Regions from separate parts of the Homo sapiens genome. Here regions 1 and 3 are each linked to region 2. Evidence: chromatin loops called from intact Hi-C (ENCODE). Cell type or tissue: GM12878. All regions are shown on one strand. Links, peaks and the distances in the headings refer to the core of each region. The heading gives the core; the rest is flanking DNA. Region 1 holds the start of ZNF280B (zinc finger protein 280B). Region 2 holds the start of PRAME (PRAME nuclear receptor transcriptional regulator). Region 3 has its middle 87 kb from the start of ZNF280B.

Region 1 (9,922 bases), core at 1,099-9,098, 51 kb after region 2:
TTGTTGAGTGACTGTGGCAGTTTTGTATAAATTTATTTCACTGTTGATGGACTTTGAGGCTGATTCTTTGGCAATTTTGAATAAAGCTGCTATGAGCTTGTGCGTGTCTTTTGGTAAGCATGTAATCATTTCTCGTGGGTATATATAGCTATGAGAAGTGCTGGAACTGCATATATTTAGCTGTCTAGTGTAGATACTGCCAAATACATTTCCAGAGTGATTGAAACGATTTACATTCCCACCACCGATACTGCGAATTCCATTGCTACTGATCCAGCACTTGGTACTGTCAGTCCTTTTAGTAAGTGCCCTTCTCTTGAAATTGTAGTGGTACCTTATTGTGGCTTTAATTTGCACTTCCCTGATGATTAATGGACCTTGAGATTATATAGTTATCGGCCACGTGAGTATTTCTTTTTATTAAATGTCTATTCAAGTTTTGCCCCCTCCTACCTTTTTAAAAACTGGGCTGTCGACTGGGAAGGGTGCTGGGGCACTGGAAATGTCCCATATTTGGATCTAAATCGTGGTTTTATGGTTTATCTTTCATGAGTCTTATTTAAGAAATTGTCTACAAACGACATAAAGATATTCCTTCTATGTTCTAGAAGCTTTACTGTTTTGATGAGACATCTCAAACTGATTTTTTGTTAATGGTGTGATAAGGCATGAAGACTAATTTTTTCATATACATACCCAAAATCAATCAGCACCACTTACTAAAAAGACCACTCCTTCCCTACTGTATTGCCGTGGAAACTGTGAATCAGGTATGATTGTATATATGTGTTTCTGGAATCTATTTCATTTCATTTGTCCTGTTCTCTATCCTTGTGCTAATGCTGCAGTATCTTAATTATTGTAGCTTTGCATAATCCTCCGTGTGGTAGTTTCATTTCTCCAACTTTGGTGTTCAAAATTGCCTTGGCTATTCCAAATGCTTTGCGAATTGAAGTGGCTTTCATGGGTGTGCTTTTCTTGGTCTCAAACTCAGGTAGAATAGTTTACTTTAATTGTGATGTTAGCTGTGGGGCTCTTTGTAGTTACCCACTGAGTACACGGGAATCAACTTACAAATCAGTAACAGAAAGATCACTGAAAAAAAACCCAAAGTTCCTAAATTAGGCAATACATTTCTAAACAGGGCTGGGACTAGGGTGAGGCAAGCAGGGAACCTAAGGTGACAATATGCCATACCTGAAGCTGGGCGTGGGTCTCTCCTTAATGTGCCTCAGCCTCCTTGCTTATCTCACCCCAGTCCTGGTCCTCATTCTGAATAACCCATAGCTCCTCTAAGAAATTGCAGTGAAAAAAGGAAAATGTTGAACTGAAAGATATTGAAAACAGCCACAAAATTTATGGGATGGAACTAAAGCATTTCATGGGAATTTATATTTCTAAATGCATATATTTGGGAAGAAGAAAGGTTGACTAATGATCTAAGTCAGTGCTGTCCGTAGATCTTTCTGCAATGATGAAAATGCTCTACTTCTGCTCTGTCCAATATGCTACAGGTGACTATTGATCTGTTGAAATGTGGCAAGTATGACTGAGGTACTAAATTTTTTATTTTATTTTTGATTAATTTAAAACTAAAAAGCTATTTTTGATTAATTTAAAACTAAAGGAAGAAGAGACAAATCTTCCTTAAAGAAGAATTGCAAAGTAACTTGTGTAGATAATTTTCCTTCAATGAGACCTCACGGCCTTCCTGCATGTAGGCAAGATTTAGAATAAGGTATGAAAGGGGGGGGAAGTAATTTACAGCGGAGAAGCCAGTAGGAAGTCTTATTGATAGCATGGATCGCTGATGAGAAATTATGAGAAAGACACATCATGTCTGTGATAGTCTTCTAAAAACCATAACCCCAGTGTAACCATGAGAAAAACATCAAACCTAAATTGAGAGACACTCTGAAAAATACCTGACCTTTACTTCTTAAAATTGTCAAGGTCATGAAAAGCAAGAAAAGTTTAAGAAACTGTCACAGACCACAGAAGGCTAAGAACACAAAATGACCAAGTACAATTCAGTATCCTGGGTGGGAATCTGGAACAAAAAGGATGATGGGAAAAACTAGTGACATTTGAATAAAGCCTGGAGCTTAGTTGATACTAATTTACTGATGGACATTGGAATTATTATGAAGCCAAAAGAAGATCATTTCTCATAGATTTATTTTTCATGTTATTATTTTTTGAGACGGAGTCTCGCTCTGTTGCCCAAGGCTGGAGTACAGTGGTGCAATCTCAGCTCACTGCAACCTCTGCCTCCCAGGTTCAAACAGTTCTCATGCCTCAGCCTCCCGAGTAGCTAGGACTACAGGCGCGTGCCACCACACCCAGCTAATTTTTGTATTTTTTGTACAAAAATGGGGTTTCACCATGTTGGCCAGGCTGGTCTTGAACTCCTGACCTCAAGTGATCTGCCTGCCTTGGTCTCCAAAAATGCTGGGATTACAGGTGTGAGCCACCGTGCCAGGCCTCTTACGTACATTTTAGATATTGCAAATATCTTCTTTACATATCAGCCTCATATATACATTTTAGATAATGCAAATATCTTTACATATCAGCCTCATATATACATTTTAGATACTGCAAATATCTTCTTTACATCTATGATCTCTTCATTTTGACTATGGTACACTTCACTGAACAGAAATCTTCAAATGCAAGGGTGAGTAATATTTAGGCCATGTGATTTGATTATAATACAATTAAAAAATCTTTTAAAAATCTCATAGATTTCAAAAATAAATAACATATACTATATAACCCTTGTGTTAGAAAGAATCACTATGTAAAAAATAGAGGTTCCTCTTCAAAGACTTTCCTCCCTGTCTAATTACGAATAAATAGTAACTTCTCTTAGAAGTAAAATTTATTCAAAGACCTGTGCTAACATTCTTAGATATCTGCTAGCCGTAATAAAGAAATTAATATACTTTGTGTTCTTAGCTCCCACAATTTAGCCTAAATATTTGCCCTTGCATGCTTATACTGGTCCAAGCAAGCATTAGGTCATAGCCTGTTCCTCTTCCTATTTGGAGGTGTTTTTACCTTTCTCAGCATTCTACAAGTTACATCCTCCTTCCTTTGTTCTCCTCTGCCTTTGCCTCTTTTAGAAAGTTCTAAGTTGTTAGCCAATCGGGACAAACACAGAATGTGAGGTCCTGTTCCAGCCAATGGAAACCGGACACAGCAGTAGGGTGGATGCGTCAGGTTATAAATAACCCTGTATCCTTTGTTTGGGGTACTCTCGTGGCAAAACTGCTGGCGAGTGTACCCTTTCTGCAGAAAGTGAAAATGGCCTTGCTGAGAAAATTAAATTTATGTTCAAGTGCTATTTCTTTGCGGCACCAGGGAACAAGCATTTCTAACAACTAGCAAAATTAGGACATATCTAATTGAAGGATAATGAACATATTACCAAGCGGACTGGTGAGACACAGTTAAACTGGTACTTAAAGGTAAATTTATAGCATTAAATACAAGAGAAACAAAAAAGTTTACAAGCAAACGAGGTAGGCATTTTTCTCCAAAAGTTGTAATGAGAAGTAACAGAACAAGCCTATGAAGTCACGAAGGAAGAAAATAACAGAATGGAAGAAATAGATAAAATAGATAAGAAAATAACATTATAGATTAATTAAACCAAAAGCGATTTACCCGCCCCCCAAAAAGATTGCTAAAATAGACTTTTGGCAGAATTGGTCAATTCAAAAAAAAAATCAAAGCTGCAAGTAAACTGAGTGGGCAAACTTTCTGTAAAGGGCCAGACAGTAAATATTTTAAGCTTTTCATACATGGTCTCTGGCAATTAATCAACTTTGCTGTTGAAGCAGGAAAACAGGCATAAATAATACCGAAAGGAATGGGCATGTTTGTTGTTCCAATAAAACTTTATTTATGGACACTGAATTTTGAATTTCATATAATTTTCACATGCCACAAAATATTCTCTTTTTAGCCATTAAAAAAACGTGAAATCGGTTCTTAGCTTGCTGCCAGCTGTACAAAAACAGGTGGCAGGCTGGATTCAACTGGCCCCAGATGTAACTAGAAGAGGACAGATGTTAGGTTCAGTTGTTTCCTCACAATCCCTTAAGCATGGATAGTCAACAAAGGGACCACACCTGAGAATTATAACAGCTGGCCTTCTGGTGGGCAAACCATCCCCTGATGGACTGGAAGCCTACCCCCCACCCCAAGCCCTGGCTGCGACAGCTCTGGAACCCTGACTGCCTGGGTGCCCCTCAGCTCTGGAACCCTGACTGCCTGGATGCTCCTCAGCTCTGGAACCCTGACTGCTTGGATACCCCCTCAGCTCTGGAACCCTGACTGCCTGGAACCGTGATCCGGAACCCAAGATCCTTTCAAGGCCTCAGGGGTATTGCTGCTGCCCTCCTCCTTCTCAATTTAACCCCGCGTCCAGCCGTCGCCACCAGGGGCGTCAGAGCGCGCGCATGCTCCTAGCTCGGAGCCGCGCCGATCTCGCGCCGGCACCTGGCAGCCAATCGCAGGTCTCCACTGGACGCGCGCGTGTGGAGGCGTGCGCGTCGGCGGCGCCGGGGGCCTGAGGAGGCGTAGTCGCCGCCGGCTGTGCCCCGGGAGCGCCTCCGGGGCTGGTGCGTGGCCGGCAGCTCGCGAACAGCAGCTGATCCGGACTGGTAAGGACGGGGGCGTGGCGCGGCTTCAGCGTTCCCTGAGGGGAGACTTGAGGGATTTCATGGCGAGCCGCAGCCCTGCGGGTCGCGACACCGCGCTTGGCCGTGCGCTGCCGGAGCGGCCTTTGCAATACAGCCGCTTTCTGTGGGGGAGTGCAGGGCAGAAGCAGGTCCCACGATCCCCTCACGCACACCCCCTTCCCTAATCTCAGCGGGCGCCACTTTTACATCAGCCTCCACTCCCTCACGCAGACGCCCCCACCCCCGGGCTGGGCCCGGGCCTCCTGGAGAAGGGGCCTTTCCTGGCTCCCAGTGCGCTCCCCTCCCCCATCGCCCCCGCGGGGTCTCTTTTGGCGCTCAATGTATTTAAAAATCTGAAAACTGCTTTGTAACCCCAGGCCCTCCCCAGTTCTGGAGACCTGTAGGCCCAGACCCCTTAAGGCATTTGAATGTATGGGTCTCTCTCCCCTACCGCAGCGTCTTGTCTCATTTACTGCGTCGCTGTCGGGACTCTTAATGCAGCCCCTGGGACCCTAATGGAGTCCCTCCCGTGAGAGCCAGGACCTCGGGTGATTTGCAGGCTTTTGATTTGGGCAGTTGGCGGGTGGGACGTTTTCCTTTGCTAAGGTAGGGTAGATTGGAGGAACAGATCTGGGGGAAAGGAGTTCAGTTCACTTATCTGGTTAAGTGTGAGATGATTGATAAACACCTAAATGGCAATGTCAGGCAGTGGGATCGAAAATATTCTTGTGACATGTAAGTAACTAATGCTTCTCTCTGGTTACCTCAAGGATGTGACCTTCTGCCTGGAATAGCTCAAGTTCTTAAAAGTTGCGTTGTAATAAACCTGAGGTAAGAAAAGAGAAGTCTCCCTGATGAGGACCAAAGTTGTATTTTCGTCCTTCAGTTTCGCTCCCCTGCCCTTTCCTTTGCTGAAACATAGCTGTTTGGTATTCAATATTTTACTGAGGGAATCTGAATGATGTGTTTGATTAGTTCAGGCCAATTGTTGATGTAGGTCATTCGGGAACCCTCTAAATTGCTTTGTTGAGAAAGGAGAGGGTGGTAGTGGCATTCTTTTACCACATCTCTTGAAAAAAAAAAAAAGAGCATCAGGGATGTTAAGTTATATAAAGCTGACTCCTTTTATCCTACCCTCTTTCTCAGCGACTGTATTTCATGAGGTAACTGCATGCAGCAGGACAGGGGAGGTCATCTGAAGTCATTGCATGCCAGTAGGTGAGATTATAGTGAATTGTGTGCCCAGCAATTTGTGATTACAGCTCAGTGAGACCCATTGTATTAGTTATCTATTGCCGTGTAACAAATTGTCTCAAAACTTAGTAGTTTAAAAAAAAATTTATTACCTCATAGTTTTTGAAGGTCTGGAATCCAAGAGTGGCTTAGCTGGCTGTTTCTGGCTCAAGGTCACTCATGAGGTTTCAGTGAAACCCTTGGCTGGATTGTCAGTCTCTGCGGAATTGACTTGGTTTGGATCATCTGCCTCTAAGCTCACTCACTGGGCTGTTGGCAAGAGGCCTCAGTTCCTTGCTCTGTGGGCCTCTCCATGGGGCTGTTCATGTCACAGCAGCTGGCTTACTTCAGAGCAAATGATTCAAGAGACCTTGTACCCAAGATGAAGGGCAGAGTCTTTATGACCTAATTTCTGAAGTGGCATACCATCACTTCCTGCTGTATGTGCTTGATCCCACAGGCCAACCCTGTTAGTGGGAGAGGGCTACAACTATGTGAATTCCAGGAAGTGGGATTCATTTAGGGCCATCTTGGAGGATGGCCACCGCAACCATTTATCCACCATTTAACCCTTTTCCATAGGATCTCAAAGCATTGTCCTGTTACTCTGGGTGAATAATTTGACTTCTTGCTAAGGCCAGAACCTCTACATGTGCACTTGTTTATTTAAGGATATTATTCTAGCAAGACTTCTCTTTGTCTAGGGTTAAGTTTTCTATCTCTCCAGATCATTAATATAGCAAACATACTGATTGTACCATCACCTCACCTTAAAGATCTCGTTTTTGATGCCACATCTCCCATCTGCTTGTTTTAATTTGTATTTGCTTGTCCTTACAGGAAAATTTCTCCAGAGTTGTCCGTATTTGCTATCTCCTGTTCTCGTTCTTCCTTAAACCCACTGCTGTCAAGGTCACCAATGAATTCCACTTTGCTTAATCCATTGGTCAGTTTTAGTTGATTTTCGTGATTTTATTTGATCTATTGGCAGCATATATTACAGTTCCTTTTCTCCTCCCCATTGGATTCTGGGATGCTTCTCTTTCTCAATTCTCCTCCCACCTGAATGGCTGTGAATAATTGTTTTTTTTTTAATTTCCTTTACCAGCTCCTTCTCATCTCCATGACCTCTAATCAATGGAATGCTCCAGAGCTTAGATCTCAGACCTCTTTTCCCTGAGTGATCTCATCCAGTCTTGTGTTTTAAATAATGCTACATACTGAAGACTTCAAAATTTAAGTACCTACCTCGGAACTTTCCTTGGGCTCTGATCTCATAGATTTACCTGCTCAGCATTACCTCTTGTGTGTCCTCCTCCTCTCCTTCACATCCCAAACCCAATCCATCAATGAACCTTGTGGGCCTTCTAGATTTTTATCTAGAGTCCGACTTCTTAGTATCTCTATTTCTCCATCCTGTCTGATACTACCATCATCTTTTGTTCATAATATTTCAGTAGCTTCTTGTCTTCTGCTTCCACTATTACTCTCTAAAGTCTATTCTCCACACAGTAGCCACAGCAATCCTAATGAAATGAGTGAGATCATATTACTTCTCACTCAGAGCCTTCCAGTAATCTCTCATCACACTCAGGGTAAAATCTGAAGAATTTGTTTTTATTTTTTGTCTATTTATGTACTTATTTTTTGAGATGGAGTTTCGCTCTGTCACCCAGGCTGGAGTGCAATGGCGCAGTCTCGGCTCACTGCAACCTCTGCTTCCTGGGTTCAAGTGATTCTCCTCCTCAGCCTCCCAAGTAGCTGGGATTACAGGTGCCCGCCACCACACCCAGCTAATTTTTGTATTATTATTATTTTATTTTTATTTTTATTTATTTTTTTGAGATGGAGTCTTGCTCTGCCACCCAGGCTGGAGTGCAGTGGCATGATCTCAGCACACCGCAGCCTCTGTCTTCTGGGTTCAAGCAATTCTCCTGCCTCAGCCTCCCGAGTAGCTGGGACTACAGGCACGTGCCAGCACACTTGGCTACGTTTTGTATTTTTAGTAGAGACGGGGTTTCACCATGTTGGCCAGGCCGGTCTCGAACTTCTGACCTCAGGTGATCCACCCGCCTCGGCCTCCCAAAGTGTTGGGATTACAGATGTGAGCCACCACACCTGGCCAAAGCTGAAGAATTTAGAATGGCCTACATGATCTTGGCTTTCCTTTGCCACAAACAGCTCATTTTTTATCTCATTTCTAACTTGTCACTCTTTTCATTGGTCCACCTGTGTTAGCCTATTGATCAGTCCTTGCATGTGTTAAGTGCTCCAGTCTCAGAGGCTTTGTGTTTGCTGTTCCCTTTGTTGGAGTATTCTTCCCCAGATAGCCATATTCATGTTATGTGAGTATCAACCTGCCTCCATTTCCTACTTTATTTTTCTCCCTAGTGTTTATATAACCATGTTACTTTTGTTAAAAAAATTATTTTCTGACTACCCCTTCTGGAATGTCAGCTCCCTGAAGTGAAAGACTTTGGATCACTGCTATATCACCAGACCAATACATGGCACCTTGTTGGCCCACCAAACTTTTATTGAATGAGTGGTCTTCTTAAATTCGTCTCAAATACTACCTTGATGCTTCCCTTTCTCCTTTTCTCTGTAGTAATGAGATTATGAGAACTGTGCAGATTCTTGATCATTCCTGTATAATTTCTCTCTTAGTTTTTTGTGGACTGGGATATGTTTTAATTCTACTGATTGAATACATTTTATAGCTATAGTTCCACTAAAATAGCAAACATCAGAACATCAAATGTGTATGTTTGGCTACACACAGAACCTTATATGATGGTCTTTCTGTAGATTAACAATTTCTCCCTAATTTCTTAACATCCCTCCCACCAGCTCAGTTCTAATGCAGCAATATTACCTTAGGGTCAATTTGATATGTGAAAAGAGAATAGTGACTTTCACCTTTTGGCTTTTAACACCTAGTTAATGTGGGCACAAGTTGTTTGTTTGTTTTTTTTTTTTTTCAGACGGAGTCTTGCTGTGTTGTCCAGGCCGGAGTGCAGTGGCACAATCTCAGCTCACTGCAACCTCTGCCTCCCGGGTTCAAGCAATTCTCCTGCCTCCTGAGTAGCTGGGATTACAGGCGTGTGCCACCACGCTCAGCTAAGTTTTTGTATTTTTAGTAGAGATGGGGTTTCACCATGTTGTTCAGGCTGGTCTGAAACTCCTGGCCTCGTGAGCCACCTGCCTCAGCCTCCCAAAGTGCTGGGATTACAGGCGTGAGCCACCATGCCCGGCCTGGCACAAGTTATTTTAATCTTATTCTTTGTTAGCTTCTTATACTTGTAAACTACAAGTGTGTTTAGGTCCATTCCTTGTTCTTTCCCTTCAGTGTGTAAATTAATCAGTTATTTGGATAATACTGAATAATACAATTCTGAGAGTTGAGCTTTAGCATTAGTGTTGTATAAGTTTGAAACAAAATGTGAATGCTCTGCAGAAGTCTTAACTGGGGTTTTTTCCCTGGGAGCTTCCCAGTCGCAGAGACCCAAGTTACATAGGGAGTCATGATAGGACCTATGTGGTCTGCATAGAATATGCTCTCACAGCTTTTCACAACCTCTAGATTCCTTATAACTAGGTTGACTATGTAATTTATCATCTAAACTGAAGGACTTATTAAAGATTGAAGAGTGGCACTATCCATAATTCCACAGAGATAGAAGTTTAAACTATAACTGTCTTGGTCATACCAGCATATTTGGTAATCCTACGTATAATTTATTTGGTCTTCCAAGTCCTTGGTATCGGAGAAGAGTTCACTCTGCAAGGAGATATAACTGTTCCATCCTTGGGAATGTATGACTCCCACTACAGTTTGTAAATTGACCACCTGATACTAGCTTAATTCTTTTTGTTCGCTAGATGAGCTTGCATTGTTCCATTATCCTTGCTACGAATTGAGTCTGCTTAATGGTGCTTTGAAAATTTAGCAGCAGTTGTTGGGAGATGGGGGGTTATACCAGCCTGTTACTAGGCAT
Region 2 (9,761 bases), core at 1,762-9,761:
GAGGAAGAGTCAACCCAGGTGCCCAGGTGCTCTTCCTTGAGGACTCTTGCCTGTGCCGTGAGGGAGAATGGTTTCAAGCAGCAGAAGTCAGACCATGGTGGAGATGCCCCAGAGCTGCCTTCTGAGACCCCAGCACTGGGACAGGACACTTAAGGCTCTGTTAGCCCTTTCCATGTCCTGAGATGCAAGAGGATCCTCCCTGAAAATCTGCCTCCTGAGCACTGACAATTCTTAGCTCTTCCGTTGCTCCAAGCCCTGGAGGCCTATACCCAGGGGAGTGTGCAGATGCTCTGGCCCAAGCTGGAAGCGTGTGAAGCGCATAAATCCTCTTCCAAAGTTGCTTTGAGGCTGGATTGGCAGAACAGAGATGCCAAGCACAATCCATCAGTGAGCACCTGGATTTCTAGTGTGTTCACTGACCCAAACACCTCATCTTCCCTTCCTCTCACATACCTGGGGAGGATCCTCCTGCCCTCTGTACACCCAGGAGGCCTGAATCTGGGGTGGAATCATGCTGCTCCCTACCTGAAGGCTCCTGCCTTTCCCTCTGAGCTCATTCACAGCTAGCCCCAAAAGAATTTTTTTTTAAGACAGAGTCTCACTCTGTTGCCCAGACTGGAGTGCAGTGGTGCAATCTTGGCTCACTGCAATCTCTGCCTCCCAGGTTCAAGCGATTCTCTTGCCTCAGCCTCCCGGGTAGCTGGGACTACAGGTGTGCACCACCATGCCAGGCTAAGTTTTGTATTTTTAGTAGAGATGGGGTTTCACTATGTTGCCCAGGCTGGTCTCGAACTTCTGACCTCAGGTGATCTGCCTGCCTCAGCCTCCCAAAGTGCTGAAATTACAGGCATGAGCCACCGCGCCTGGCCTCCAAAAGAATTTTCCAAAATGGTGATTCTCCCATTAAGACAAACGGTCATGGGAACGTAGGCAAGCCACTCTGAATTCTCTCCAAGACCTTCCACTGTGGCCTGTTGCGCATCTGCAGAATCCTGCAGCAGATTGGGAATCAGGGGCCATTTCAAACACGTGTTATTAAGTCAGGAGCCCAGTATGCACTAAGTGTCGTGGGAGCACAGCCAGCCAGTGTGACCCCACGCTGGGGGCAAGGAGCCTTGCACCAGGACTACACAGCCTGAGTTCCTTCTTGACTTGACCACTTTGTCTTGGACCTGTGGTTTGCCTTTTCTTACTGTCAGTGTCTTCACCTAAAAAAACACGAAAACAGCAGTAAAGTTCACAAACTCCTTGCATTCACCTGCTTAGAAAATCGAAAGGCAAATTGTTTCCATTAATCAGCGAGGTCTCTATGATTTTTATTCCCAGAATGGTTAGGTTGAGAGTGCTGGTCCCTTCAACTCCAGGTTTATTTTAGGTGGTCATAGAAAAATACATACTTTTCTCTCTCAGTTCTCTATCTCATCCGTGCAAAGGTTAGTCCCGACTCAGCCTCTCTCACTTCCAGGAGCAGAGCAGAACAGACTGTCAAATGCGTCCCCGTCCCTTGCTTCCCTCATTGCAGTCTTAAAGTATCTCTTGTCATCACTCTAATTCAGCACAGGTTGACTCTCACTTTCCAAAATGAAGATACCTCTATTTTCATTGCCGATCAAGGAAAAAAAAATCATATGTTTATGAACTGAGTGTTTGCGTCCCCCCACCACAAATTCATATGTTGAAGCCCTAATCCCCATTGTGGCTGTATATGGAGATGGGGCCTCTAAGGAAGTAATTAAGATTAAGTGAAGTCACAAGGGTCGGGTTCTCATAACTTTCAGCATCCTTATAAGAAGAAGCACCCATGCTCTCTCTCCACACATGCGCACAAAGGGGTCACGTGAGCACAACGCAAAATGGCCTCAGCCTATAAGCTAAGAGAAGATGCCTCAGAATGACACCCACCTTGCTGACACCTTGATCTTGGACTTCCCAGCCTCCAGAACTGTGAGAAATAAATTTTTGTTGTTTAATCCATCCAGTCTGTGATATTTTGTTATGGCAGCTGAAGCAGTCTAATAAATGATAAAAAAAAAAAGTTCAAGAGAATACAGAAAAGTATTTTATAACAAACAGTGTTATCATTTTAGTGACCATTTTCTGTACATGTTAGCCCACTTATCTAAGACATTCACAAATATGAATTACTGATATCCCAGGAACCTTGTAACTCCTACTCCCCATTTCAGGCCTAGCAGAGCCCCAGGAATATGGCATCCGATTGTAAAGAACTCGAAGCAATGAATGAGTGACTGTTATGGTCATACACAATTTTACATGAATAGAATTACATTAGACAATCATTCACGTGATCTGCATTTTTTTTTCAAATATTGCAGACAGACATCATCAGTCATAAAAAAGAAGGGAATCTTGCCATTTGCAACAATACGAATGAACCTGGAGGAAATTATGTTAAGTGAAATAAGCCAGATGCAGAAAGACAAATACTGTACGAGCTAATAATATGTGGAATCTAAAAAGTGGAACTCTTTTGACATGGTTTGGTAATATAACAAATACAAAAAAAATTAAAGGAAAGGGAAAAAAGAAACACAAAAAGTGGAACTCATAGAGGCAGAGTAGAATGGTAGTTCCCAGGGGCTGTGGGTGGGAGGAATGAGAGATGTTGGTCAAAGGCTACAAAATTTTAGTTATAAGATGGTAAATCCTGAGACTCTAATATACAGCATAGTAACTATAGTTAATAATGCTATATTATTAATTGAAATTTGCTAACAGAGCACACACACATTGACTGCTGGGGTGAAAGATGTGTTAACTAATTTGATTAATCATCAAACAAGGTATATGTGGATCAATGTATATGAATTGTACACCTTGAATCCATACAATTTTTATTTGTCAATTATACCTCAAGAAACCTGGAAAAAAATCAAACATTACAGACATCTTATTGTATTTTCTGTGTCTTATCCAAAAAAAGCACCCGGAGCTCAGCAAAGCACTTGATGTTTGCCCTCACACTGTTCCTCTCCCATTCCAGTTGTCGACCAAAAGGAACCATCAGACAAAAAACACCTCCAAATTTGTTGAATTTATTCAGGAATTAGAATACAAAATTATACGCTGGGCATGGTGGCTCATGCCTGTAATCCCAGCACTTTGGGAAGTCGAGTTGGGAGCAACACTTGAGGCCTGGAGTTCAAGCCCAGCCTGGGAAACACAGTGAGACTCTCTCTACCAAAAAAAAAAAATTTTTAATAAAGTAAATACATAAATTAGCTGGGCATGGTGGTGCATGCCTGTTGTCTTAGCTACTCAGGAGGCTGAGGTGGGAGGACTGCTTGAGCCCGAGAGTTGGAGGCAGTGGTGAACTACGATTATGCACTACACTCCAGCCTGGGTGACAAAGCAAGACCCTGTCTCAAAAAATAAATAAATATAAAAATAAATATAAATTTACAAAAAAAAATTAAAAAAGAGAAAAAGCATTATAACCTAAGATGCTCAGCTATGGCAAGCCATATATGCATCTCAAGAGGGGAGGGCAAAGGGAAGGTTGTATTGGCAAAAAAAGAGATTTAAATAAGCTGCTTGCAAACAGTTCACCGGTTATGAAGACTCAAAACCACAGTTGGCATCAGTTCATTGGTGGAGACGCTGTGCCTAGGCAGGTGTTCTTTCAAAAGCATCTTATCTAAATTGTTGTGATTCCAAAACAGGAATGTCTTGCAGGGCTATTTCGAAAAGTCCCGAGACAGCCAACCCTTTTTAAAAATATAGATGGGGTCTTGCTATATCACTCAGGCTAGTCTTCAATTCCTGGCCTCAGGGGATCCTCCAACCTTGGCCTCCCAAAGTGCTGGGATTACAGGGGTGAGCCACCACACCCAGCTTCCTGAGACAGCTTTTATCTCAGCCATGTAAGCATGAGCCCTTCCCTTTCATACCCTCAGGGTTTTACTTTGGGTCAACAAATAGTGAGTTTATTTTGGTATGTGCAACTTTCAAACACCCATCGCCATAAAAGAAAGGACCAGCCTTGGCCAGGCACAGTGGCTGATGCCTGCAATCCCAGCACTTTGGGAGGCCGAGGTGGGCGGATCATGAGGTCAGGAGATCAAGACCATCCTGGCTAACACGGTGAAACCCTGTCTCTATTAAAAACAAAAAAATTAGCCAGGCATGGTAGCGGGCACCTGTAGTCCCAGCTACTTGGGAGGCTGAGGCGAGAGAATGGCATGAACCCGGGAGGCGGAGCTTGCAGTGAGCCGAGATCGCGCCACTGCACTCCAGCCTGGGCAAGAGCGAGACTCCGTCTCAAAAAAAAAAATAAATAAATAAAGGACCAGCCTCGACTGACAGTCGGCACTCCGCAGGCATCCTCCACAATCCTCTCTCCTCTCTGCCTCTTGCCCTACAACCTGGCCATGCCATGATTCCTCCCTACCTGTCCTCCTCTGTGGACTTCATGACCACGCTCTGTCCTATGAGGCTGGACCAGGGTCATGTTCACTCACTTCTCTCCCCTCCCTGCCATTTGTTCCACTCCCCAACTTGTTCTCCACGCATCGATCTCAATGGAGCAACAGCAATCAGATGATGAAAATAAATAATGGTGGCCAGTCTTCAAATGGATCCCCTTTTCAATCCCGCACTATCCATCTGCTGCCTTCTCATCAGCCCTCTGCCCCAGTTTCTTTCCCTTCTCAAACTGGACAAGCACCGTACTCCGTGAAGATGTGTGCAGCCTGTTCCCATGCCCTGAACACCATCCCTTCAAGCTCCTCTGGCTGCTCCCTGCTCAGGTCTCAGAAAAGGAGAGCTGGGCAACCCTCCCAGGGAGCCGCCCGCCTGTGTAACTTTCAGTACCAGCCTGTTTGCTTTCTTGAGATAATTAGCTACAACGGCCACTTTAAAACAATGGTCTTCTTATTTTGTTTTTTGTTTTCACCCTAAACTTTATAAAGTCAGAAATCGTAAGTCCTTGAGCATCCACAGCCACTCAAGGACGAACCTTTGCTGAATGCCTCAAGCAGAGAGGGGGAGGCTGAGTCTCTGTTTCGAAGGTGAAAACACAACGGTTTTTATCAGCCCTGTTTTATGCGACAATCCCAGGTCGAATCTGGATCAATGCAATGACTTCCTTTGCATGGACCTATGTTTTGTTCGTGCATTCATCTGTGCAGCTGGGAACCCGCAGCTCTGTTCACTGGCATGGGGATGCCTCGGGGAATGGCAGGGCAGAGCCACAAAAAGCCAGCCTCACCACGCGGCCTGTTGCTCTTAGCCACCATGCCCATCATAGCCTGTGGCAGGAGATGTTGGGGTCCCCCCCCCCGACCCCTTTCAGGAAAACAGAGTTTGTGGAGGCGGAGTACTTCCCAGGCCTGACTGATAAAACAATTCAAAAGACTCAAAGAGATTCCTCGCCTGTCCCGTCCCTTGAAGGGCCTTGAACACGGGGTCCTTCCGCTTGGCTCCTAGCCCGTCCCTCTCCCCTTACCAGGAAAGGATCCTCCCCATCTCTGCAGAAGCCTGACCATCCCCCTAGAGGGCCTGGGAGGAAGTGGGTTTTGCATACAGTCCCTGTTGACTCTAGTGCCCCCTGCTGGCCCCAGACGCGAGTTCCGGCGAGGCTTCAGGGTACAGCTCCCCCGCAGCCAGAAGCCGGGCCTGCAGCGCCTCAGCACCGCTCCGGGACACCCCACCCGCTTCCCAGGCGTGACCTGTCAACAGGTCTGTATTGGCGACAAAAGGAGCAGCCCTGAATGTAGGGAAAGCAGGGCGGAGTCCTCTGCAGGCTCGGGGGAGGGGAGGGGCGTGAATGCGTGGATTTCTGTGGAGAGTGGAAACACGGGGAGTCGAGGGGAGCATGCGCGGGCCTCAGAAAGTTCTGGGAAACCGACTCCCGGGAGCAGGGAGGAACGCGCGCTCCAGAGAGTAAGTTAATTGAATCCCGGGGGGTGGTCTCTTCAGCCCGGGGGGTTACAGAAGTAGGTAAATCCAGAGATTACCCAGCCAAGGCCAGGGGCATCTTTTCTAGACTTGCGGGGCGGGGTGGGGCGAGAACTTGAGCTCAGGGGACCCTGGAACCGGCCCCTGCACCCCGCATCCCACTGAAGAAAAGGGAGGTCGCCAGAAGCACAGACCCAGGACAGAGTCCAGACTTGGACGTCTCCGTGATCCCAGAACACCCCGTCCCACACTCCCAGTCAGCCCCCCGCCTCCCCACTGCCTCTCCATTCGCCCACCGCACCCCCTTTTTCCACCCTGCCCCCACCCTACTGTCTGGTGGGAAAGGCCGCAGCCATCACGTATTCACCCATCCCCACCCCTCACCCCCCACCTTCTGACTTTCTTTCCACATCCCCACCCCCTCCCCCACTCTCTGCCTCTTTTCCCTCCCCCTCCCCAACCCTTTGTTTTTCTTACACATCCCCACCCCTCCCCCAACCTCTGTCTTCTCTCATCCCCACCCCCACCCTGTTTCCCTTCCCCCATTCCCGCCCTGGCCCGCCTTCTGTCTCCCTTCCCCCATCCCCACCCCTCCCCCCCTTCTGTCTCCCTTCCCCCATCCCCACCCCTCCCCCGCCTTGTCTACCTTCCGCCATCCTCACCCCTCCCCCACCCTGTCTCCCTTCCCCCACCCCACCCCTCCCCCACCCTCTGTCTCCGTTCCTAATCCCCACGCCTCCACCACTCTTTGTTTCCCTTCCCCCATCCCGACCCCCCACCCCACCCTGTGTTCCTTCCTCCATCCCCCCCCACTGTCTTTCTTCTCGGTTCCCCACCCTGTCTCCCTTCCCGCATGCCCACCCCTCCCCCACCCTGTCTCCCTTCCCCCATGCCCACCCCTCCCCCACCCTGTCTCCCTTTCCCCATGCCCACCCCTCCCCCACCCTGTCTTCCTTCCCCCATGCCCACCCCTCCCCCACCCTGTCTTCCTTCCCCCATTCCTAACCCTCCTCCCGCCCCCCCTTCCCCACCCCCATCTCCCCTCCTTCCCCACCCCCATCTCCTCCCCACCCCCAGCCTCCTCTGCTCTCCAACTTCCTCTCCCCTTTTCCCCTCCTCCTGCTCCCTTCTCCTCTGCTCCTCCCCCCACTGCCCCTCCCCCACTGCCCCTCCTCCTCCCAGTCTTTGAAAACAAGCCCCTCTCGACTCTCTGGGCGACCTCACTGGATCTCGTGAGATTTTGCCCTGGAAGGACTGAGAAACGGGGATTGGTCAGACCAGGCTGCCCAGCCCCCCGGTCCCCACCGCCGCCCCCCCCGCCCCACGCAGCGGCTAGGGCGCTTAGCTGAGCCATTGTCTCGTTCTTTCCTTCCAGCAACTTCGCGGTGTGGTGAACTCTCTGAGGAAAAACGTAAGTTCGAGCCCTGATTCCTCCGCTTCCCCGCAGGGTGACCTTGGGCTTGTGCCCCCAGCACCACCCCTGTCCCGGGTCCCTGTTTTCTCTCTGGAAATGGGTTGAAGACCAAAGAAAATAATGTGCGCCACTTGGGTCACCCCGGGCCGCCTGCCCCGGAAAATTGGCCCCAGTTGAGGAGTTGTGGCTGTAAGGATGCCTTGAACCGAGGCGGCGGTGCTCGTGGTTGGAGCTCTCCAGGGTGGGTGCGCATTTGTAATGCGGTGGATGCTCTGGGACTCGGCCCCTCTGAAGGTGCTGGGGGTTGGGGACGGCCCAGGCAGTGGCGTAGGCGTCCTAGGAAGGCGGGAGCAGAGGCAGAAATGTCGCTGCAAGACCGTAGTCAGGGTCCTTGACCACAGGGGTCACTTGTGACCAACCACATGGTCTGTTGTTCCTCCTGCCCCCTGGTTCAGCCCAGGAAACACTGGTGCTCAGGTTTGGAGCCAGAGATTTGCACTGAAAGGGCGGGATTGAGTCGCCAGTTGTCAGTTTCCTCAGCAGTATTTGCGGAGGTTTTCACAGGAGGCCGTTGCTTCGTAAATATTATACATGTATTCTTCTTTTTGGAGCATTTTGATTATTACTCTCAGACGTGCGTGGCAACAAGTGACTGAGACCTAGAAATCCAAGCGTTGGAGGTCCTGAGGCCAGCCTAAGTCGCTTCAAAATGGAACGAAGGCGTTTGTGGGTAAGAAGGTCCCCTGAGCTGTCTGAGGTGCTCAGAGAAGCCCTGTTCCCCTCTGTCCTTGTCACTCGAGCCAGATGGGAGCTGCATCCTGAGGTCCCTCACAGTAGACGAAGAGGCAGGAGCCGCTTTTATTGTTTCTGGTCATTTCCACAAAAGAGCATTTCACTTCCCGTGCTGTCTTTGTATGAGAGTCAACCCTAGGGTCGGGCACGGTGGCTCATGCCTGTAATCCCAGCACTTTGGGAGGCTGAGGCGGGCGGATCACCAGGTCAGGAGATTGAGACCATTCCTGGCTAACACTGTGAAACCCCGCGTCTACTAAAAGTACAGAAAGTTAGCCGGGCGTGGTGGCATGCACCTGTAGTCCCAGCTACTCAAGTGGCTGAGGCAGGAGAATCGCTTGAACCCAGGAGGCGAAGGTTGCAGTAAGCCAAGATCATGCCACTGCACTCCAGCCTGGCGACAGAGCGAGACTCCGTCTCCAAAAATAAAAATTAACCCTAGGCCAGGCATGGTGGCTCATGCATGTAATCCCAATCCCAGTACCATGGGAGGCCGAGGTGGGCAGATCACCTGAGGTCAGGAGTTCGAGACTAGCCTGGCCAAAATGGTGAAATCCTGTCTTTACTAAAAATAGAAAAAAAATTAGCTGGGCGTGGTGGCCCACATCTGTAGTCCCAGCTACTTGGGAGGCTGAGACAGGAGCAGGAGAATCGCTTGAACCCAGGAGGTGGAGGTTGCAGTGAGCCAAGATGGTGCCAGTGCACTCTAGCCTGGGCAACAAGAGTGAAACTCCTCCTCCAAAAAAAAAAAAAAAATCTTAATGCATTGTGGACCTTATTGCCAAAGCCACGATTACATTCAGAACCTTTCCCCGGGGTAATCAGACGCAAAAGCCCACACTTCCAGTGGTGTCAGAGAGTATGAGCTCCAGGAGGCTTTGATCTCACTGCCCCATGGGCTTGGGCCATTAGGGGTAAGTGTCGGTCCTGGGAAGTGAGCAACAAGATTGCACTGCCTCATCCTTGGGTGCCACCTGGGGAGATCAGGGAGAACATGCAACCTGGGTTGAAGCCGGGAGACTTGTGCTGGAACTAAAGGCTCAAGGACGGCACAGTGCGTTGGACTGTGGGACCGTGCTCGGGTGCTGTTGGTATCCACAAGCCTGTAATCCCAGCACTTTGGGAGGCTGAAATGGGTGGATCACTTGAGCCCAGGAGTTCAAGACCAGTCTGGGAAACATAGTAAGACCCTGTCTCTAAAAAAGAAAAAGAGGCTGGGCATGGTGGCTCACTCTTGTAATCTCAACACTTTGGGAGGCCTAGACAGGCAGATCACTTGAGGTCAGGAGTTTGAGACCAGCCTGGCCAACATGGTGAAACCCCATCTCTACTAAAAATACAAAAATATAGCCGTGTGTGGGGGCGTGTGCTTGTAATCCTAGCTACTTGGGAGGCTGAGGCAGGAGAATCGTTTGAACCCAGGAGGCAGAGGTTGCAGTGAGCCAAGATTGCGCCACTGCACTCCAAAAAAAACACCTGAAGGACCTGGTGCAGATACTTCGGGGGTCCCCACTGGGATTCTATGACTAGAGAGGAGGGTGCAGACCACCCACCTGATGAGCTCAGAGGCCACTCTGGCCTGTGCAGCCCACAAGGACCATAAGAACCAGTAGACAGGACATGCAGAAATATCTCC
Region 3 (9,922 bases), core at 1,026-9,025, 140 kb after region 2:
TAGAAAAACCTAACTGCCCACATGTGCCATCAGGGTAGGCATCATGGAGAAGAGGTCAGCTGAGGAGCTAGGTTGAAGGGCAGCTGGGGGTTACTCAAAAGGACGGTGAATAATGAGAATTTTGCAAGAAAAATAAATGATCCATGACATGTTAAAGTAGCAATTCAGCAAAAGTTATCTCTACAGTGGTTTCATACATTTTAGAGTTTTTACTCAACGTAGTGATATAGGGAAATGAATAGCATTGGTAAACTTACTTTTACAAGTGAGTAGTGTGACATATTTCTCATTTTATACAGTCAACCGTTATCTCCCTAAGTAAAACTTGTTGTTTTCTGCACAGTTGTGTCCCTGCTTGCTCTGACCGATTTGGGCTCTGTTCCTAGGGCAGCCTGTTCCAGGAACCAAGGACTTTCTGATTTTTTTTGAGGCAATTTGACAATGCTGTTGCTATGGGCTTTCTCTGAGGGCTGACTCTGAGGAAACAAAGCTGCATTCTCTAAATCACTGTCCCTGACCTGAGACCTGGGCCCTGGCTAGCACCAGCCCAAGCAAACATGAACACAAATGGTAAACAGCCCAGTTTTCCCAGTTGTAGGTGGTGCTGTCGGGTCGTGCTCCTAGGAGACCTGAAATGTTCCCATCTCACTTCCCCACAGACTGCAGCACCGTGGGGGCCTCCAGAGAACTGTCCAAATCCAACGTTAATGATCAGCCTTGTCCTCAGCCTGGAGCCCAGATATGCTCAGGAAGGCCTCCTTGCCAGACTGATCACTCAAGAATCAGTTCTGGATCTGCAGGTGGATATTTACATCCACAGATCAGAGGTTTAAGGACACTTCCTGTTCATTGTTGGTACCAGGACACAATTCCAAGGACGTTATTGCTGCTGTTTCCAGTGCAGGAGATGGTGGCTGGTTTAGTCACAGACAAACTGTGCAGGCCACCAAGTGAGCCCTGACTGCCCAGGACCCTAAGAGTCAGGACAGAGACACAGGGTGTGGGAAGTGGCTCGGTGAGCCGGGGGAGCAAGGCAGAGCCCTGGTCCTCCCAGTGCCAGTCCCTGCCTTTCTATCTCCAGCCTCCTGTGCAGAGACTGAGGAGGGTGAGCAGCAGAGGGATTCAGGCCATGGTAGAGAAGTCTCTGGAGCTCTACTTCCTGAGCCACACAGATTAGGGGGAACAGCCCCTTTTCCCTGGCCCTTCTTAGAGGAGGGGACTCAATGCAAGTCTAACCTGTCCCCATGGTTGTTCCCTTCACATAAGATGCTGAGTCTGATTATACTTCTCGAGGACTGGGTGGCTTCTTGAGGCTGGGTAGGAGAGCATGGTCAGTGACTCTTCAGGCACCCTGGGAGGATGCAGCTGCTGGGCCCTATGAATACTAAATAGAGACAGGGAGACAGGTGTCTGGTGTCCCAGCCAAGTCCAGCCATGAACTGACTTTCCAGGCTGCACAGAAATCCATGGGTCTCTCTTCCTTCTTGATTCTCACTGGATCAGCACATAAGGCAGAGTGGTGGAGTTTGGGGAGAATAAATGAGCATGCTTGTGTGGTTCACTGGATTCAGTGGAAATGCAGAGGACTCCAGGGATCAGAAGGAGAAAAAAAAAAAGGAGAAGGAGGAAGTGCTAGCTGAGGCAAAATAGGAGAATCAGCCAACTCTGGGCTACTTCAGAACTAGGGAATCAGAGAGGCTCGTAAAAGAGAAAAAATAGGCTGGGCACAGCGGCTCATGCCTGTAATTCCAGGACTTTGGGAGGCTGAGGAGGGTGGATCACTTGAGCTCAGAAATTCAAGACCAGCCTGGGTAACATGGGGAAACCCCATGTCTACCAAAAATACAAGATATTAGCAGGGTGTGGTGGTGCGTGCCCATAGTCACAGCTACTTGGGATGCTGAGCTGAGAAGATTGCTTGAGTCAGGAGGTGAAGGTTGCAGTGAGTTGAGACCACAGCCTGGGCAACCAGGGTGAGACCCTGTCCCTACCCCCACCCCCACCCCACCCTACCCCCCCAAAAAAAGAGAGAAAATGTATGAATGTCCAATTCCAAGAAAAAAAATCTGGAAAAATACCAATAGGCTTCCTGCTATAAAGCTCTTGATAATTAACTCAGGATGATAGAGGGGAGAAGTGGTTGACAGGAAAAGGAGAGAGACCCAAGAAGGGAATTCAGGAATCAGAGATGTGGGAGGGGAGAGGGTAAGGATGGGCTACACTACAGAAAAGACTAGATGAGAAGCTAGTAAGAATGTTGGATGGGAGCCAGAGGGGAGGTCAGGTTAGTTGTTTGTTTGCTTTTGTTTTGTTTCTTAAAGAAAGGGGAGCCTCTCCCTGCTTTGCAGCTGTCCTCCCTGGTCGTCTTCCTGCATGGAGTGTGGCTCGTTCCATCTCAGCTTACCGCAAACTCCGCCTCCCGGATTCCAGTGATTCTCCTGGCTCAACCTCCCGAGTAGCTGGGATTACAGGCTGCGCCACCACGCCCGGCTAATTTTGCATTTTTAGTAGAGACGGGGCTTTTCCATGTTGGCCGGGCTGGTCTGGAACTCCCGACCTCAGGTGATCTGCCCGCCTTGGCCTCCTAAAGTGCTGGGATTACAGGCCTGAGTCACCACAGCCAGCCAAGTGTGGGGTTCTTCTGTCATCCAAACACATTAGTTCACTATGTCTGAGATATCTCTTAGGTTATTGTCTGCCAAGGTTTCTCCTTATTTTACACTATTCTTATGAATTTGTTATGGCTGTTTTTGTTATTAGAGGTAAGGTCTCACTTTGTCACCCAGGCTGGAGTGCAGTGGCATAATCATAGCTCATCGCAGCTTTGAACTCCTGGGGTGAAGCGACCCTCCTGCCTCAGCCTCCTAGGTATCTACGATGACAAGCATGCCACACTACGCCTGGCTAATTCATTTTTTATTATTTAAAAACATGTTTTGTAGAGAAAAGATCTTGTGACGTTACCCTGGCTGGTCTCAAACTCCTGGCCTCAAGTAATTCTTTTGCCTCAAACTCCCAAAGTGCTAGGATTACACACCTGAGCCTCTTCTCCTGGCTGGCCTTGTTATTGTTCAAACATATATGTGGATTTTGTGTGGTAGGAACTTTCTAGAAATGCAGAGACTGTGTCCTCACTCCAGAGCCACTGAATCAGAATCTGCATTTTGTAAAATCCCCAGAAGATGCATATGCACAACAGAATTTGGGGGGTACTGTTCTAACACATGCCTGGAGACACTGGTGTAGTTTTGGATATAAATTATTCCTCATACCTTAATCTGTTATGCTCCTTCTTACATGAATCGGAAACTCTTGTTTCTCTATTTACTGCATTGTGAAGTCAGGTGTAATGTACTCAAGGCTTTCCACTGAAAATTTCAGGCATTTTTTTTCTGACCTCACAAAATCCACAGAAGTTACCAGGAGTGTTTTAATAATAAGATAATATCATATCTTCGTTTGAGTAGCAAACAATAAGAATTATCTAAAAATGATAATATTTCATTGGTATTCAAATAAAAATAAAATTAGCAACTATTTAAATATTTTATCCCTTTTAAGAAATGGAACACTACTTACATTAACCTGAAATGACTAGATCATAAAGGGGTATAAAAGCAGATGAAAAAGCACAAGGCTTGATCACCATTGTGGAAATACTGAGAACAAAAATGAAAGAATGCATCCAAATAAAAAAAAATAGTCATATTGATTGCTTGGAATAAAGAACCTTTGCCGAGGACTCGGTGATTTTAAATACTTTCTGATTTTATGTAATAGGCATGTATTGCTTTGAACATAACTCAATAAATAAATTTTAGTAAGTTTAGAAAGTTTCTTCTTATTGCTCTTAGCTCAGAAAGCCCATCCTTTGAAGATGCTACTGAGATCCCTGTGTGGAGGAGGTGTGTTGTGTGGTGCTTTATGCAAATCTTTACCACATTCACCACCTTTAGCACCACCCAGGTTCTCAGCCCTGAGAGCAGCCACACTGTGAGGGGACTGCCCAGAGTGGCCGTGTGTTGCGGGAGGAAGCAGCTGCTCTAACATTTTACACGACCCAGTGAGCAACTGTGCAGGGTTCATTCAGTTTGAACTCCTTGAGCTTCTTATGATGCAGACGACCCAGACCGCCCCCTGGTGGCTTTCCTGGACTGAGCATGTATTGTCAAATAACTATTGATTTACCTTTTTGACATTGCCACTGTAAATTTCCTAGGCCAATTCACATCCATTACTTGTCTATTTTTTGCTCATCCCTATTTGTACTACTTTCTCTTCCTGTTGTTGAAATCCAGCCCCAGTGACTATAATTCGATTTTAGTGTTACATGGTGTTAATTTTTATCTGAATGTTTTGGATGACTAAAGGAATTGTTTTAATGACCCACTGGCTTTTTGAAACTATTTATGTTGAGTCTCATATTGGATAAACAGCTAGCTAAAGCGAGCATTTTCAAAATAATTTATTTTAGAGAATTTATTAAAAAGAAAATAACCAAATATTTAAGGTTGAAGTTTTATTGTCAATTCAGTGGAAATTCAAGTCGGAGTCAGCCATAAGGATGATCAACAAGGTCTACATAAGCAACCCCATCCCCAACTCACACCCCCAAAAAAACCTGCCTGGACACCAAGCTTCAGCGAGCTTTCCTGGTTGGCAATAATTCATGCACAGAATCACACATTGCTGCCAGGAGAATGCAGCATTGTCTATTACTTTACTGGGAGAGGACAACTGAATGCCTGTGCTTGGAATTCTCCTGAACTCTGCCCATGTACCTCCTTCCTTGAATTATTTTAATCTGCATTCTTTTGTTGTAAAAAATCATATCAACAAACGTCACAAGTTTCAGTGAGTGATGTGAGTCCTTCTTGGGAATCATAAGAAGTGAAGCGTTGTTGGGGGAGTCCCTAGCTTACAGTTAGCATCAGAATTGAGACTGCTGTTGGAAACTCTTAGATTTTGCAGGTTCTAATGTCACATTTTTTTTTAACTTCAAAACAGGTTGTATTTGGGAAGAGTTTCTCATTTTGTTAAAGCTGCAAGCAACCTTCTTTCCCAATTACACTTCTAGAGATCTAGTAGTTTCAGAGATCTCAGTATTCAAAGATATATTTCAAAATTAATAACAAAACCAAACCCACACCAAAAAGAAATCACTTTTAGAATGATTTGGAATGTACATTGATTTCTGGCATTCTCAGAAACAAGCTCACCAACTCCTTGGAAAACGGGTGCCATGGAGTCAGTGCCCACCGAAGAAAATGTCTTTAAATAAGTTAGTTACTTGGACAAGATTATTCACTCCTTAGAAAATACATCAATGTAACAAGTCCCAGCAGGCAGGGTATGCAGTACAGCACCAATTTCCCAGAGGGCTTAGTGGATCTTGGGATGAGCAGTTGTTGGTTTACGGCCCTCAGAAGAAGAGCAGTCACTGAAAGTGGAGAAAGAGTGTTGGCAGGCAGGAGCCTCTCGCAGTCGTACCCAGACTTTTAACTTGCTCAAAGGAGAGGCTGTGTTCAGTAGCATCTTTGGGAGAACATTTGAGACAGTTAAAGGCAACAACAAGAAAAGCCCTACAGTATTACTCCCCAGAAAGTCCATATCTGAAAAGAAAGAGGGACCCATTTGAGATTTCCTGTGGAGGACTGTGTCTCCCATCCTTTTCTGTCTCCAGCAGGTACAAGACATCAGCCAGAGTGTGCTCTACCACAGCATCCCATCCCATGTCACTCAGGGCAGTAAGTGACATCATTTTTAGGAAATTAAAGCACAGTCCAAAGTTAATGAAAACCACCCAGTTCTTGTCCAGTGAGATGGCTGGAAAGTAAACATCCTTGAAAGTATTTTTGTAAGCCACACCTTGATTGACACCTTTTTATAAAATATTAGCTCACTATGAGGAGTCCGTTTTAGGTTCTTCTCTGCTTTAGCGACAAAGTCTTTTTCCTCAAAATGCAAATAATTCTTGAATTTTATCAAAGCTTTATGCTCATAAGTATTAGGTATGACTTGACTGTTTCTGTGTCTTCAGAAAGAGTAGCACAAAATTTCAGGATGTCTCCCTTCCATAGTTTGAAATGTAGTGTTTGCCAAGGGACTGGTGAAACTTGGATCTTTTTTGCTCTGCAAAGAATAACTAAATTTACTCATTGTTTAAACAATGTTATTTAGCCAAGTAATTATTCCAAGTGTCTGAATGGTCATCATGCAATCCCCGTATTTATCAATAAATGGTATAATATCCTTATCTTTAGAGAACGTTACCTTTAAACATTCAGCCTGTGTTTGGGACTAACATGTCCTGTTGGACAAAGCAGTAAAGCACGTTTCGTTCATGTTTGCTTGCTACAGGAGGAAATAGACATTACTGCTATGATAACGTACATTGCAATGAAAACTGTAGTTGGTCATGAGGTAAACGATGAGGCATCTATGCAAGACTTATCAACTGTGAACCATTTTGTACAGAAGCAGATGCCCCTCTCCAGCTGGAGGGGCTGCTACCTCTGCCACCAGCTTCATCTCCCCTTCTTTGGCCACTGTTGCATTTGCGGCTGCTCCTGGGCTGGGTTGGGCACCCACCGCTAACATCATGGCCACCTCTAGACTTTCTCATATTATTCTGAGTCACCTGTAATGAGGTACGTCTGACTCTCTTAACTTGTTAGGATGCTGCAGGGCTGGAATAAAAGGAAGGGTGTCCTGGATGCTGTGGGGCTGGCATAAAAGGAAGAGTGTCCTGGATACTCATGCACACTCTCCTAGTCCTGTAGGTTTCCACTGTTCTTGGAGGTAGAGAAACTGCACCAAACATAAATCTTCCTCTTTTTGGCTGTAGTAAAATATTCATACACAAAATACATTATTTCAACAATTTTCAAATGTATACTTCAGTGACATTAAGTAAATTAACACTGTTGTACAACCACAGTACTGCCACTCATCTCCACAAATTTTTTATTTTCCCAAACCAAACTTCATACCTGGGAAACATCGTTTTACTTCTTGTCACTGTGGAGTTAACTATTCTAGGTACCTCATATAAGGGCTGGCAAACAATTTTTGTCCTTTTGAAGTCAGCTTATTTCTGACGGCATGATGTCTTAAAGGTTCATCCATGCCATCGCATGGGTCAGACTTTCTTTTTAAGGCTGAATAATATTCCCTTGTGTGTGTATAATATATCTTGTTGATTCATTAGTTGACACTTGGGCTGCCTCCACCTTTTAGCTATTGTGAACAATGCTGCTATGAACGAGGATGTACAATTTTCTCTTTGAGATCTTGCTTTCAATTTTTTCAGGCACATTCCCAGAAGTGAAAATTCTGATAAAATGGTAATTCTATGTTTGATTTTATGAGGAACAGCCATAAGGCATCCACAGTGGAAGCATCATTCTGCAGTCTCTCCAGCAAATCGTAACAGTTGCAATTTCTAAACATCTTTGCTAGAACTTTTAATTTTCTGTTATTTGGTTAATGCCATCCTAATGGGTATAGAGTTGTATATTATTGTGATTTGATTTGCAGTGTACTAATAATTGGTGATGCTGTACATCTTTTCATGTACTTATTGGACATTCGTAGATCTTTTTTTGTAGTAATATCTACTCAAGTCCTTTGTCCTTGTTTTTTTCGGGTTATTCCTATTTTTGTTGTTACTGTTGAGTTGTAGAAGTTCTTTCTATAGCTTGGATGCCTTATCAGATATAAAGTTTGTAACAATCTTTCCCATTCTATTATCTGCATTTTCACTCTGTTGGTAGTGTCCTTTGCTGCACATAAGTTTTACAGTTTGATGAAATGCAATTTATCTATATTCTTCTTTTTCTATGTTTTCCCTGTCTTTTTTGTGCCATATCCAAGAAATCATTTCCAAACCCTACGTTGTGGACCTACTTCCCAATGTTTTCTTTTAAGATTCAGTTGTGGCTCTCCCATTTGTGTCTTTGATTCACTTCCAGATTGCATGTGGATATCCAGTTTTCTCAACAGCATTTGTTAAAAAGACTGTTCTTTCCCTCACGAATGGTCTTGGCAAGCTTGTTGAAAATCATTTGACCATATAACTGAGAGTTTTCTCCAAGGCACTCAATTCTATTCTATTTGTCTGTATGTCTGTCTATATGTACCACTCTGTTTTGATTAGTGTATCTTTTTAGTATGCTTTGGAATCAGGAAGTGTCAGGATTCCAACAACGTTCTTCTTTTACAAGATTATTTTGGCTATTTTGGGTATCTGGATTTTAGAATTATATCCATTCTTGTACCAAGTAGTATTGGAATTTTGATAAAGATTGTGATGACTCTATAGTATATTTTATTTTGGTTTCTACTGGTATCTTAACAATATTGAGTTTTCCAATACATAATCAAAAACGTCTTTCCATTTATTTGTGTATTCTTCAATTTCTTTTAGCAATGTTTTATTGTTTTCAATGTGCAAGTGTTTTACCTTCTTAAGTTTATTCTTAAGTATTTTACATTTATTTATTTATTTGGGACAGAGTCTCACTGTGTCACCTAGGTTAGAGTGCAGTGGCACCATCTCCTCTCACTGCAAACTCTGTCTCCTGGGTTCAAGTGATTATTGTGCCTCAGCCTCATGAGTAGCTGCAATCACTGAGTGTGCCACCCACCCAGCTAATTTTTTTTAATCTTTTTTTAGTAGAGACAGGGTTTCACCATATTGGCCAGGCTGGTCTCTAACAACTCCTGACCTCAGATGATCCCCCGTCTCAGCCTCCCAAAGTGCTGGGATTATGGGCACCAGATACCGTGCCAGCCGCATTTTACTCATTCTAATGACGAAATTTGAATTGTTTTCTTTTTTTTTTAATGTATAAGAATGTTCATAGTAGTTTTATTCCTAATAGCCAAAAAAATAAACTGGAAATAATCCACATGTTCCTCAACTGGCGAATGGTTAAACAAGCTTGATACAACCGTACCATGAAACATTACTCAGCAATAAAAAGAAACAAACTATATAATTGATACAACGCAACTCAGATATATCTCAAGGAAATTGTGCTCCGTGAAAAAAGCCAATGCTGAAAGGCTGCATAATATATGATTCCATTGTTATAATATTCTTTTTTTTTTTTCTGTAAGTTATTGGGAAGATGGTGTTTGGTTACATGAGTAAGTTCTTTAGGGGTGATTTGTGAGATCCCGGTGCAGCCATCACCTGAGCAGTATACACTGTACCATGTTTGTTGTCTTTTACTCCTCGCCCCTCTCCCACTCTTCCCCCCAAGTTATTTCTCATTTTGGTAGGCTCTGTCAGAGGAGAGGTCTAGGGCTAAAGGCTGGTAAGATTTTTTTTGTTCCATGGGGTGTTCCCTTGATGTAGCACTCTCCCCCTTTTCCTGTGGATGTCTTCCTGCGAGCTGAACTGCAGTGATTTTTGTTTCTCTTCTGGGTCTAGCCACCCAGCAAGTCTACCCGGCTCTGGGCTGGTACTGGGGGTTTCTGCACAGAGTCCTGTGATGTGAACTATCCATGGGCCTCTCAGCCATGGATACTAGTGCCATGGATACTAGAGCCAGGAGGCCTCTCACCCGATTCGAATTGTTGCAAAGTTCAGCTAGGGAAGTCCTTCTTCCCGTGGAGTTTTACCCGCTGCTTGTCTGTCCTCCTTCCTGATGTATTCCTGTGGTGCCAGAAAGGAATGGGTTGCTTGGGGATTCAGCAAGTTCCCAGGGCCTCCCCGCTACCTCCTACACCTGTGTATTTCACTGAGCTTGGCTGTCTAACTTAACTCCGTTCCAGGTAAAGTTGAGAACTTCTCCTGCTAACAGACTTTCACATTCTTCAGTAGGGGTGTGTGTTTGGGAGAGGAGGGTCTCCTTTTCCCACTTCCGCAGTTGAGGCACTCACAGTATTTGCGGTGTCTCCCGGGTCCTGCGGG

The links. Peaks named below come from ENCODE experiments on the same cell type or tissue, not always from the same donor. Only the 100,000 strongest peaks of a DNase experiment are listed, where the experiment ranks them.
Region 1: it touches region 2 in a loop (8-fold over the local background); 3 of 110 quality-filtered maps call a loop at or near these places.
Region 3: a loop joins it to region 2, with 2.7 times the contacts of the local background. A loop is called at or near these places in 3 of 110 quality-filtered maps.

The regions. Positions count from the first base shown.
Region 1 is chr22:22,503,410-22,513,331 of GRCh38, reverse strand. It overlaps ZNF280B (zinc finger protein 280B), which reads left to right and starts at 4,590. Exons shown (of 4, transcript NM_080764.4): 1 at 4,590-4,673; 2 at 5,462-5,522. It also overlaps IGL. In GM12878, for the core only: a CTCF peak has its summit at 4,452; a DNase peak (open chromatin) is centred at 4,481; H3K4me3 peaks cover 979 bases.
Region 2 is chr22:22,555,114-22,564,874 of GRCh38, reverse strand. It overlaps PRAME (PRAME nuclear receptor transcriptional regulator), which reads left to right and starts at 5,610. Exons shown (of 6, transcript NM_206956.3): 1 at 5,610-5,904; 2 at 7,295-7,330; 3 at 7,966-8,063. The coding sequence starts at 8,043. It overlaps LL22NC03-63E9.3 (a long non-coding RNA gene), which reads right to left and starts at 5,532. Exons shown (of 3, transcript NR_027426.2): 1 at 5,468-5,532; 2 at 1,903-2,012; 3 at 1-1,208. It also overlaps IGL. RefSeq lists an enhancer at 5,399-5,693. In GM12878, for the core only: a CTCF peak has its summit at 5,565 (motif pointing left); a DNase peak (open chromatin) is centred at 5,544.
Region 3 is chr22:22,417,030-22,426,951 of GRCh38, reverse strand. It overlaps IGL, the pseudogene ASH2LP1 and the pseudogene IGLVI-38. Among named protein-coding and RNA genes, the nearest start is that of ZNF280B, 87 kb to the left of the region's middle. In GM12878, for the core only: a CTCF peak has its summit at 4,132 (motif pointing left); a DNase peak (open chromatin) is centred at 4,031.